Regions from separate parts of the Homo sapiens genome. Here region 1 is linked to region 2. Evidence: chromatin contacts called from ENCODE Hi-C or POLR2A ChIA-PET data. All regions are on one chromosome and are shown on one strand. Each heading gives the region's core, a stretch centred on a gene start or an enhancer-like site at or near the end of the contact. The rest is flanking DNA. Distances are from core to core; before and after follow the strand shown. Region 1 overlaps TIAM2 (TIAM Rac1 associated GEF 2). Region 2 holds the start of TIAM2 (TIAM Rac1 associated GEF 2).

Evidence for each region. A loop is a pair of places that touch in the nucleus more often than their neighbours do. ChIA-PET counts read pairs that join two places held with the same protein, here RNA polymerase II (POLR2A). Pooled maps may share reads with other maps.
Region 1: a pooled map shows a loop between it and region 2 (7-fold over the local background). The contact joins the enhancer-like site here to the promoter of TIAM2 in region 2. A Hi-C loop is called at or near these places in 3 of 168 maps with a recorded cell type or tissue (IMR-90, adrenal gland and ascending aorta) and 9 of 50 pooled maps. POLR2A ChIA-PET finds 5 or more read pairs at or near these places in 3 of 52 experiments (Caco-2, WTC11 and activated T-cell).

Annotation. Positions count from the first base shown.
Region 1 is chr6:155,152,928-155,155,812 of GRCh38, reverse strand. The region is part of intron 7 of TIAM2 (TIAM Rac1 associated GEF 2); the gene reads right to left. Among named protein-coding and RNA genes, the nearest start is that of CLDN20, 110 kb to the left of the region's middle. Within about 2 kb of position 1,437, at least 7 of the 41 ENCODE cell types and tissues checked have a DNase peak (open chromatin) inside an H3K27ac peak, as active enhancers do.
Region 2 is chr6:154,993,727-154,997,050 of GRCh38, reverse strand. TIAM2 (TIAM Rac1 associated GEF 2) reads right to left here and starts at 1,736. Exons shown (of 27, transcript NM_012454.4): 1 at 1,559-1,736. RefSeq lists enhancers at 629-1,234, 1,235-1,842 and silencers at 1,479-1,558, 1,649-1,788.

The DNA.
Region 1 (2,885 bases), core at 188-2,687, 160 kb before region 2:
AACCAAACATTCTTATTCTCCTAACAAAAACATTTCCAGGCTGGGAGCGGTGGCTCATGCCTGTAATCCCAACACTTTGGGAGGCCAAGGCGGGCAGATTGCCTGAAGTCAGGAGTTCGAGACCAGCCTGGCCAACATGGCAAAACCCCGTCTCTACAAAAAATACAAAAATTTGCCGGGTGTGGTGGCGTACGCCTGTAATCCCAGCTACCCAGGAGGCTAAGGCAGGAGAATCACTGGAACCCTGGAGGCAGAGGCTACAGTGAGCCGAGATCACACCACTGCATTCCAGCCTGGGCGACAGAGAAAGACTCCGTTTCAAAAAAATAGAAAATAAAAACACTTCCAGCTGGGCACACTGGCTCACACCTGTAATCCCAGCACTTTGGGAGGCTGAGGCAGGCGGATCAGTTGAGGTCAGGAGTTTGAGACCAGCATGGCCAATCCCATCTCTACTAAAATACAAAAATTACCAGGACGTAGTGGCACATGCCTGTAATCGCAGCTGCCTGGGAGGCTGAGGGACGAGAATCACTTGAACTCAGGAGGCAGAGGTTGCAGTGAGCCAAGACCATGCCACTGCACTCCAGCCTGGGCAACACAGCAAGACTCTGCCTTAAAAAATAAAAAATAACACTTTCACCATCTCCCTATTGCCTGCCTTAAAAAATAAAAAATAAAAAATAACACTTTCACCATCTCCCTATTGCCTATTGAATAAAGTTCACATCTTCACCCACCACCTCCACAATCTGACTTTATCTCCCTCAAATCCCCTCACAAATATGCTACACTCCAGTGGTTTGTTCCTCAAACTGCTTCCCCCTGTACACATCCAGAAATACACCACAGTATCCTCGTATTTTCCTCAAAGCCTTGTTCTCATTGTTCTCTTCACCAGTTGCCAATTGTCCAAACGCAATCCGTCCTCTTTATGATTTTAAAACTGTATTTAAGTAAATATTTAAACTGAAGCCCACATTTCATAAAACCCAGAGCAGTCTGAACCCTACCAGCAAGTGCTTCCTCCTTCCCCACAGCAACCCCTGGTAGTCCAACCACCTCCTCCCTCCCCAGCCTAATTAACCACAGAAGCAGGCCTGTCTACCCTGGAAATCGCACATAATGAGGCAGGATGGGGGATGCCATCTGGGAGAATGCCAAGACTGCCTAAGGGTGGTGAGGTTTTGTCCTTGTTTACTTGTTTGAAATAATAAGCAGAAAGGCAAATAAAGTACTAACTGGACTTAATTTACAACTCTTCCTCCCTGGGAACTTCAAAGGCGATCTGGCGTGTGGATGGCGGTGTGATCTGGTCCACATTGGACATGCTCAAATGAAAGCTGCATCATCCTGCCCCAGAAACACCCAAGAGGCCCAGGACACGGCCAGAGCATGTCACCACTGACCGTATGTAGCTCAGCCGGTATGTTACAACTGCGATAGTGCCTTTTTATTTCAAAAAGGATCTTCTCCACCCACGTACTTCGAAGAAAACCTGTTCCAGAGAATTTCTGTTGCATGATGTCACCTACATTGCACATTCTATTTTTAGGCTAGAAATGACTACATCTGAGGTTTTCAGGGAAAACCGCTGGGGAGGAAGCTACATAAATAAATGTATATTTATTGAGGTTTTAAAATGCTAAGTGGATAAAGCACTGCTCTTTTACAGATATTTTTAAAAGGAAGTTTAGAGAAAGCTAAATGCTTAGGGAATATTTTGGAGACCCTGTCCTGATTGGTCTTGATCTGTAAATACCTTTGCCTTTGTGGCTTCACATTACATTTTTTTGTCAAATATCTCATAAAAGCAATTTTAAGCAAGTACTTGTTCCTGCTTAATGCTTCCCAGTCTTTGTGTCTGAAGGTAAAAAGTAAACAGCTCTTGGCCAGGTATAGTGGTTTCACGCCTGTAATCCCACCAGTTTGGGAGGTCGAGGCAGGCAGATCACCTGAGGTCAGGAGTTTGAGAACAGCCTGGTCAACATGGTGAAACCCCATCTCTACTAAAAATACAAAAATTAGCTGGGCGTAGTGGTGGGTGCCTGTAATCCCAGCTACTCGGGAGGTTGAGGCAGGAGAATTGCTTGAATCCAGCAGGTGGAGGTTGCAGTGAGCTGAGATTGCGCCACTACCCTCCAGCCTGGGTGACAGAGCAAGACTCTGTCAAAAAAAAAAAAAAAAAAAAGCGTAAACAGCTCCTTTACAACCTGCTGACAAAGGATGCAAGGACAGCGGGCACAGCAAACATAACTCAGGCTACACACTACAAAGCCCTTCAGGAACATGTGACTAAATCATAACCTCAAAGAGTGCAATACGGTGAGGAGAATACTTCCAGGTAGAATTTCTTTTTTTTTTCTTTTTCAGAAATAGGGTCTTGCTGTGTTGCCCCACCTGATCTTGAGCTCCTGGCCTCAAATGAACCTCCAGCCTCAGCCTCCCAAAGTACTGGGATTACAGGTGTGAGTCACCGTGCCTGGACAAGAATTTCTAAAATCAATCCCAATTGTCTGTTACCAGAAACTCACAAGACTAACATGAGAAAGGGAGTGCATGTACGGCAGGGGTTGGGAGAAGGGTGTAGGGGAGAAGGGAGTGTGGGGAGGACACAGGAAGGGGTTAGGGCCTGGGCTATGGGGAGGGGAGAACCAAAAATGAAAAATTAGTAGCATTAGAAAGGTGCACTTAAAATAACTAAAGTGATGATTCTGTCAAAGAATGGATAATGGACCACAAGTGATAATTACCCTCATTCTTTAAAACAGTTTCTCTTCAGGCCACCTGACCATCCAGACCCCTGGATTTATGTAAGGGTTTATGTTCAAGTAACCTCCCCTCTTAATCAGAGAATAGCACCAACTATGATGTCATCAATTAAA
Region 2 (3,324 bases), core at 487-2,986:
GGAACTGGAAAGGCAGGCAGGTGCCACATTATGAAGCATCTTAGTATGGTATGTGAAGGTGTTGAAAGCTGATTCTGAGGTCATTAGGGGCGTGTTTTGCCACAGTAAATAATAAACTCTTCTTCAGTTATACCTTGCCATGTTCTTTTACATTTACCCAACACAAAAACCTCTGACACCCTAAAGCAACAAGTTTTATTTTCCTATAAAGTGAGCAGGTAAAATCCGGTGGAACAAAAGTTTGCTTACAAAACTGCACCAATCATGATACTATATTTTTAAAACATAACAATCTTAAGCACATCAGGAAATACTTCTAAGAGTGTATACACACAAGTTCTACTGGTTAAGCCCAAATTATAAAACCATGGACACTTTTTTATCCAGAGCCTAGGACTGAAACATTTATAGCATATGATCCGCACCTGTACGAAACTTGGTAAGATTTTAGAGACACTCTGGCTTAAATCTATTGGAAAGAGAACTGGAGATAGCCGGTGTTGTCTGTTAAAATAAGGTGGTCAGCATCATTTGGGGAGCAAAAGGTAGAATGTGTGAATAACCATGAGAAGAGAATCCCAGGCCCTTCATCGCATAGTAAATAAAGGTCTCACCATTACCCAAGGAGGCTGAGGAGTGTCACCAAGTGGCCTCTTGCCTGAATTCTGCAGAGAAAAGCAGGAAAACCTCCCCCTGAATGAAATTATCTTTGGAATCAAGCAGCCTTCTCCCTCTTTAAATAAAGTTAACCTATTTGTCTATTTTAAAAAAACGGCATGCAAGCTCATCAATATTAAATTTCGCCGCTCCTTAAAGATAGAAATACCTCGTGCAATGTTACTCCCAGACCTTTCCAGCGGCTGTCAGCAACGAATGGCTGGAAGAATGGACTCTTTTCTTTCTGAACTGTTTTTGGTAAATAGGATCCATTAGGGGCACAACGTGTCGGCTTTCACAGAAACTTGGCACCTCAGCCCCCCCAGGAGCCGCGCCCGTCCGGGATGGCTCCCGCGCTCGGAAAGGCCGGAGGGGCTGAGCAGGGACCGCACGGTCTACACTCGCTGAGCCGACCGCCTGGGATCCTGCTTCGCCGCAGCGCCTTTCTGAGGCTCCGAGGTCGCCGGGCGGGCGTGGGCGCAGCGGGCGCTCCCCTCCGGGCACCCACGGCTCGGCTTTGGGCGAGAACCTCGGTATCAGGAGGCCGGGGCGCCGCCTCCTCCCATCCGGGATGGGACCGGGGCTGAAAGTGGGTCCTGGCGTGTCGCGCAGCGCGAGGGGACCAGGGGACCTAGTTTCAGAGCCTTCTGGAAAGTGCTTCGTCCCCCGTGCCAGGCTGTGCCCGGACGCTGCCGCCCTCCGGGGAGAGGGTGCCAGGCCGCGCCCCGCAGCCGCGACCTTCCGCGGGACTCCCAGGAAAGCGGGGGCAGAGAGGGGCGGCCAACAAAGGGGAAGGGAGGGGACCGCCGGCCGCGCGCCGCCCCGCCCGCAGGGGACCTGGAGCCGCCGCCAACCAGCGCGGGTCGTCGCCCTCCTGCGCCCTCACCCGGGCGCCCCTTACCTCGGGTCGCGCGCCGGGCTCGGTGGGGCCGGTCGCGCGCCGCCCTCCGCTACCCTCGGCGCGTGGCCCTCGCGGGAACGCCGGGAGGAGTTGGAGAAGTTCTGGGGGTCACTTTGTTCTCCACTTGGACGCGCGCTGTGCGCCTGCGGCGGCCGCGGCCACAGTTACGGTTACCGCTGCCCCAGCCCCGCGCGCAGCGCCTGCCAGGCCCGAGCCGCGACCGCACCTCCCGCCCCGCCCCGCCCCGGACACGCCCCAGCCCCGCCCAGCGTCAGGCCCAGGACCCCCGCGCCAGCTCCCGGCTGGTCCCGGACCATGTCCCTCGCGCTTTCTTTGGAACAACACAAATAAAACAATTCAAGAAACATCGAGCACGCGCTCACTGTGAGCTGGGGGCTCTGCCCGCTACCGGGGATGCGATGCGCCAGTGCGACCCCGTCCCTTCCCCAAGGAATTTAAAGACGGCTCTTCCCGGGTCCCACCGAGGAAAGGCACGCAAAACTGAGGTCAGCGGCCGCAGAGACTTTCCATCTCCTTCCCCTTCTGAGAGGAGATGGCTTCGCAGCGGAGATGGCAATCGAGTCGGCACTCCAAGACCCAGTCGAATTGGGACTTTCCAGGTGGAGAAGCTGCGATTTTTATTATTATTTTTTCAGACTGAGTTTCGCTCTTGTTGCCCAGGCTGGAGTGCAATGGCGTGATCTCGGCTCACCGCAACCTCCGCCTCCTGGGTTGAAGCGATTCTCCTGCCTCAGCCTCCCGAGTAGCTGGGACTACAGGCACGCGCCACCACGCCCGGCTAATTTTGTATTTTTAGTAGAGATGGGGGTTTCATCATGTTAGTCAGGCTGGTCTCGAACTCCCGACCTCAGGTGATCCACCCGCCTCGGCCTCCCAAAGTGCTGGGCTTACAGGCGTGAGCCACCGCACTGGGCCAAAGCTGCGATTTTTATTAGAAAAGCCTGAGTGGCCCAGTGGGCCCAGATGCTGGGAAGGGCGAGGGAGCTAAGGAGACCCAGGAATGAAAGCTGCCTGGAATCACTCTCCTCGCCTTGAAAAAGGCTGCACCCTGGAGAGGAGAGGGAAGGGAAGGTAGATGCAGGCCATGTGTTAGGGTGGGTCCTACGAGAAGCAGCGCCCACTCAGGACTAGATGCGGAGGGTTTTCTTGGGGGAAATGGCCGTGGAACTAAATGAGGAGGGAGCCGTGAGAGCTGGAGAGGGCCGGACCTTCTGCAAATCAGAGCCCAAGTGAAGGAGGGAGGGAAGCACCCATCCCGGCCTCCCTGCAGTCTAAGAAAAGCTCAGCAAGATCATCCGTGAGCCCTTCAGCCAAAATTACGCATCATGGGGATCCCGATTCTCCCCGGAACCTGCCTGCCTTCGTGTCCATGCCGCCACCAGTCCTTGGCTGGGAGCGGCCAGGTGGGAAGGGTGGCGTTGGGCACAATCCCAGTGCTGGAGTTCAGAGCACAGCAGCCAGGGCCCTGGTCAGTTAGGTGCAGTGCGTGAATACGACCCAGTCTCCGTAACGGGAGATCCGTGGAGAACTGTGAGTCAAAAAGACAAATGAAATCAGCTTTCCCACAACACACCCAGTATCAAAAGGAAGCCTCCAGGCTTTGCGGGGATCGGACAGACCTGCTCTCCACCCTCAACCACCACAGGCTCTGTACACACCGAACTAGTAGTGACTGGCCCCTCCCACTCTGTAGGCCCTCCCCTGGTCTTGTCTGCATCTTTGCGCACTTGGCTCTGCCTAGGAAA